Linked DNA regions of Homo sapiens: region 1 is linked to region 2. A link is an interaction called in ENCODE POLR2A ChIA-PET data of the cell type or tissue named here. Cell type or tissue: OCI-LY7. All regions are shown on one strand. Links, peaks and the distances in the headings refer to the core of each region. The heading gives the core; the rest is flanking DNA.

The links. Peaks named below come from ENCODE experiments on the same cell type or tissue, not always from the same donor. Only the 100,000 strongest peaks of a DNase experiment are listed, where the experiment ranks them.
Region 1: POLR2A ChIA-PET joins it to region 2 with 7 read pairs; 11 of 35 experiments call an interaction of 5 or more read pairs at or near these places.

The regions. Positions count from the first base shown.
Region 1 is chr1:93,065,567-93,068,484 of GRCh38, reverse strand. No RefSeq gene overlaps it. Among named protein-coding and RNA genes, the nearest start is that of MTF2, 12 kb to the left of the region's middle. In OCI-LY7, for the core only: no CTCF peak of the experiment used is centred there; no DNase peak of the experiment used is centred there.
Region 2 is chr1:93,013,694-93,016,611 of GRCh38, reverse strand. No RefSeq gene overlaps it. Among named protein-coding and RNA genes, the nearest start is that of DIPK1A, 54 kb to the right of the region's middle. In OCI-LY7, for the core only: no CTCF peak of the experiment used is centred there; a DNase peak (open chromatin) is centred at 1,711; H3K4me3 peaks cover 923 bases.

The DNA.
Region 1 (2,918 bases), core at 226-2,725, 52 kb before region 2:
TCAAAAAAAAAAAAAAGAAAAAGAAAAAGAAAAGAAAAAGAAAGAAACTCTGGGGGTGGGGCCCAGCAATCTATGTTTTTCCCAGCCTTTCAGATCATTCTGATGCATGTTCAAGTTTAAGAATAACAGTTCTAGATAGTGATGATACAGAGGCAAAGAAAACAAAGTGCTTATCCTCTTGGAGCAATAATAAACAAATAGTTATACATAAAATTTCAGGCAGAGGTGAGTGTTATCAGGGAAACCAGAACAGGAGAAGGAGGGAGAACACAGAGGATGCTCAGGCAGGGTCTCCCTGAGGGGTAGGAGCTCTGAAGTCACATAGGGCAGAGTCTGAAAATTGGCAATCCACCAGTTTCTAGCCTTTTAAATGTTTGGTTTCCTCATCTGCTAAAATAGAGATAATAATATTACTTACCTTACAAGCTCACTCTGAAGATTAAATAAGATAATGCTTATAAAATCCTTGCAACTGTTTCTGGCACAGAATAAGCCTTAAATAAATGTCAGCCCTCCAAATATGAGGGCAGGGGAGTGCTGTAGATGTATACTTGGGAATCATCAATGTAGAAATTAGTAGTAAAATAGATGAAAAGATAGATAAACCAACACACAAAAAGAGAAGAGGATGGATGGTGGGATCATGTCGGTAGAGACAGAAGTGGGTTGAGAGATGGTGAGAAAGTAAAGAAATGAAGATGAGGAGAGGGAGCTTTTATGTGTACCCAGCTAAAGCTGGAAACTTGGAAAAGAAGGCCAATAGATTAGGTGACCAACCAACCATCCTGGGTGTGGGACTTTCAGTGCTAAAATTAGGAAAGTCCTGGGCAAGCTGGGCCAACCTGGTCACTTTAGCAGTGGATATAACCATAGGGGATGAAGTAGACAATAAATACTCTGACCTTTCTTTCCTGGTGCCCTCTGATCTCCATACAGTAAGCTTATAAGGTGCCTTTATGGTGTCTTGACCCAACCAGAAGCCAGAGGGCAAGGGAGCTGGGGTAATATAGACCAGAGAAGTCGGTCTTGCCTGGTCACAGACCAGGGCAAAGAAAGGACAGAGAATCAACCTGGAAGGACAAAGACAATGACCAGCACAGTGGCAAAACTGGAATTAAAATTGTCTTGGATAAATCTGACTCCAGAGCTCTTCTTCTTCTTCGTCTTCATCTTCATCTTCTTCTTCTTTTTTTTTTTTTCAGACAGGGTCTCACTCTCGTTACCCAAGCTGGAGTGTAGTAGCTCAATCTCGGCTCACTGCAGCCTCAACTTCCCAAGCTTAGGTGATCCCCCCACCTCAGCCTCCCAAGTAGCTGGGACTACAGGCAGCCACCACCACACCTGACTAATTGTTTTTGTATTTTTAGTAGAGACAGGATTTTTCCACATTGCCCGGGCTGGTCTCTAACTCCTGGGCTCAAGCAATCTGCTCGCCTTGGCCTCCCAAAGTGCTGGGATTATAGGGGCCAGCCACTGTGCCTAGCCCAGAGCTTTTATTCTTTTTCCAGCCTTATCTAAAGGTAGAAAGCCCTCTAGGAGTGATGAGTGCTTTCTGCATCCTCAAATTAACCCTACATAAAATTTTAAAAATTACCCAAAGATATTCTTTGGTATCTGAACAGCCCACAAAGCTTTTCTTTTTTCTTTAAAGACAGGTTGTTGCTCTATTGGCCAGGCTGGAATGCTGTGGTGCAATCATAGCTCACTCTCACCTCAAACTCCTGGGGTCAAACCATCCTCCCATCTCAGCCTCCCAAAGCACTGAGATTGCAGATGTGAGCCACTGTGCCCAGCCATCTTTAAAAAACAAAAATTGTATACATTCAGTGGTGACTATAATGTACAAGAGGCAGACAGGATCTAGATGCTCCAGAAATAGAGTTAGTGGAGAAAATCCCTATGGGGACTCTGGACTCCCTCTGAAAAGATTTAGGTACAGGATGGTCCCAGGTGCTAGGAACTGTTTCCCAGCTCACTCCCTCCCTGGAAGGCTTAATCCTCAAATCACACTTGATGCGAGCTCTGGCAAGTGTCAGTGGTCAAAGACCACTATTCACATGGTACCTTTCTGAAGACCGGAAGGCCCAACTGCCCCATACCCCAGGCACCTCCAGCTCACCCAGGCTCCATTGCCACCAATGGCCAGAACTTTCAAAATTAGCAATATTAAAACTTTTGGAGCATTTATCACAGAAAATCTTCATAGCAAGGTAAAGCAAAATTCTTATCATTGATACTACCTCAGCCTATAAAAATATTTCATTGTACTTTTAGTCATGACAAATCTTTTTGCTTCATTGAAATAGGAGAATATCTTTTTGCTACTTTAAATAAGATTGCTCTTAAAACTAAGTGTGCCATGCAATTATCAAAAAGATTTGAGAGACTATAAGTGAAACATAGGAAGTTATGTAACTAGTTGCCAAGTGGTAGTGCATTATAAATATGACAGTGATTCCCAAAAGACTATAGATAACTTTCCAAAGTAATTAGGTGAATTTGTGACAGAGGATACTTATATACCACCATTCACTGGAGCAAAAGCCGACCAGCCTTCTCCTATTTTTCTTCTAACAACTCAGATCCTAGAAATACCAATGGGCAAGTCAGTAATGGAAAGGCAAGAGGTAAAGTGTTTCACTCATTCATTTAACAATAATTCATTAAGTGCCTACTGTATATTTTTCTGTAGTTTAACATGTATTTATTAGATTACTGTGTACCCTTAAAGAATATCTAATCTAATTGGGGAAATACAATGCATGAAGCAGTAAGAGGCATTAAATAATTAAATGCTAGGTTGTGAAGTGAATACTATAATTATTATATGCATTCAAAAGAGATAATATTAGGGTTAGAATAGCGAAAAAAGTCTTCATTCCCTTAGCACCCATTTATTGAGCATGTTAAATAAAATA
Region 2 (2,918 bases), core at 286-2,785:
CACATTTTCCTCACAATTCTTCATGTTACACATGTGCATTTGTAACACACATACATGCAAAGCTGCAGAAGCACTCTATAATACCTCCTGCTGGAAGCTGACACTCCGAATGGAGTTGCTGTTCACGTGTGTGAGGATGATGAAAGAGATGCTGTCTCACATGCCCTTTGACTCTGGCTGCAGCAGCCGCTTTCACCCGTTCCTCACTCCAGCTCCTCTTCTAGAGGTCCCAAAGCTTTAGAAAATCTGTGGCATTATCACTTGCTGCATTCCCCAGCAACCTCCTCTGTCTTAATCAGGGATCAGGTCTCCATCCAGCACACTGCATTTTTTCCCTGTACCTCTATGACTCTTTGTTTACCTAAACAATTCCAAGAATGAGTGATGATAGGAATTCAGAATAGAATGGGAGAGCACCAAGCTTTTCCTTTATGAAAGTAATAAAATGAGGTCAACTTTCTCTTCACTCTGCCCCATGTAAGTTTCCTAAAGAAAGTCAAAGCAATTCTGTTAATCTGCATTTAGACCGCCTACTTCCTACTCAAAGAGTTCAAAACTGAGCCTTGGGATTGGATCAGCACTTCATGGAGGTCATTAGAATAGCACTGTTAAGAAATAAAATTCTCCAGGAGGAAGATTTATAAGCATGGGGAAACTGGAAAAAAAGCTGCCTTAGTTCCACTCTGTTTGGTCGTCATGACTTTTGGCACTGTAAGATGACACGTCAATTTGTACCAAAACCAAAATACCAGTTTGGGATAATCTTTGATGAAGACTTGGCAACCCTATTGACTCTGCAGATCTTTCTCATATTTCAACTAATGCAAACCTCTAGAGAATGTATACTGAGTGACACATCACATAGCTAAAAATAAAGCAGCAGTTAATTTGACACCCACTGCTAGATAATAAAAAGTGACTCATAATTATTATTTCCAACATTTCAAAAACTTGTAATTGAGTTTCCTGTATGCATTTCCTGAGAGGCAAACTCTTCCAAAAATTAAACTCAAATTTGTTGTAGAATAAAATTTTAGGATCTGAAGAACTGTAGACAGTCACAACTGTGCAAATATAAACATGTATCCTCTTCCTAATGTGGTTAATATTTAGTTTACAGTCATTATCATTTTATCATTATTGTAATTACACCTTCCCCTTTAGAAAAAAAGTTATTTTAGTCAAGTTTAACTAGAGGTAGTTGTGTATACTGTGCAACTAATTCTGCTACTGTACCAAAGCATCATGAGGGTAGGTGTGTGTTCCAAGTGTCCTTGTATCCTCCGTGCAGCAGAGGCTTCCAATTGTCCTCTAATATTCATTGTACTAGATCCCTCAGTTTTTAAATGGGTCACATGGCCACTCAGAGTAAAAACCATGTTTCCGGCCGGGTGCAGTGGCTCACACTTGTAATCCCAGCACTTTCGGAGGCCGAGGCAGGCAAATCACTTGAGGTCAGGAGTTCAAGACCAGCCTGACCAACATGGTGAAACCCTGTCTATACTAAAAATACAAAAATTAGCTGGGTGTGATGACGCATGCCTGTAATCCCAGCTACTTGGGAGGCTGAGGCAGGAGAATCACTTGAACCCGGGAGGCAGAGGTTGCAGTGAGCCAAGGTTGTGCTGTTGCACTCCAGACTGGGCGACAAGAGTGAAACTCCGTTTCAGAACAAAAACAGAAACAAAACCACATTTTCTCAGCCTGCCTTACAGACAGGTGTGGCCTGGTAACTAAGTTCAGGCAAATAGATGCAAGCTTAAGTGTTATATAGCAGTCTTTAAGGACCTTTCTTAATTTCGCTTTTTTCACCATTCCTTCCTTCTTCCTTCTGGCTTGGTGGTGGAGCTGATGGCTGGGGGTGAACAGCTATCTTGGACCATGGAGTGATCTTAGAAGAGAATTCAAGCCCAGCAGATCAACTCCATGGAACAAGATCACCACACCAGTTCTGGCCTGTCTCCCTTTGGACTTCTACGCGCGATAAACTATCTTGTTCAAGCCACTGTCACTTGCATTGAAACATAATTCTAGCCAATAAACCCCACAGTCTCAAGCATATCCTAGCATGTCACTAGAGCAAAATATATAGTAATAAATGTTTATTGAATAAATGTTGCAAATTTGGGCTTTCAGGAAGTACATTATTTTTGTTAGTCCAGAAGTTTATGAGTTGAAACAGGACAGCAGTGAGGTCATCCAAGGCCAGAGGGAAATGAGACCAAGTGACTCAAGCAACCAGGAGACCACCGACTATCAGGCAAAAAAGGAAGAAACAGTCAAAGCTAAGGCTCAAAGAAAGAAGACACCACTCAGTCTGGGGAATCTGGAGGCAAGAGAAATTTGGAAACATCAGTCTCTAGTCTGGAGGATAGCAGGCAAGTAGCTCAAAGTCCACAGTCAGCAGCTCTCAGCTGGGGTCGATTTTACTCTTCAGGGGACACTGGCAATATCTGGAGACATTTTTGGTTGTCACAACTGGTTGGGGAGGAGTGGTGCTATGGGCCTCTAGTGTATAGAGGCCAGAGATGCTGCTAAAAATTTTACCATGCCCAGGACAGCCCCCAAAGCAAAGAATTATCTGGTCTAAAATGTCGATAGTGTTCAGGAAAAGAAACCCTGGTCTAGCTGATTATAGGTGTTCACTTCAGGCCCCAAACTCCAGCTACTCTTGGAGTTCAGGCCAGAGGGAAGATGGGTCATTTAGCCAGCCTGGATAACAGCTTGGAAATAGACAATCCAGACTTTCATGTTCAGCGTCATTAAGCAGACTTTGTGACTAAACTGAGTACCTGCAAATTGCTCTCTGAATATTAAGTAGCTTATAGCACAGTTCTTCCCACAATACAAAGATAATTATGCCCTATCCCAGACTAACAGAGACTGTGACATGCTCACAAACCATTAAGAAGAGTCTG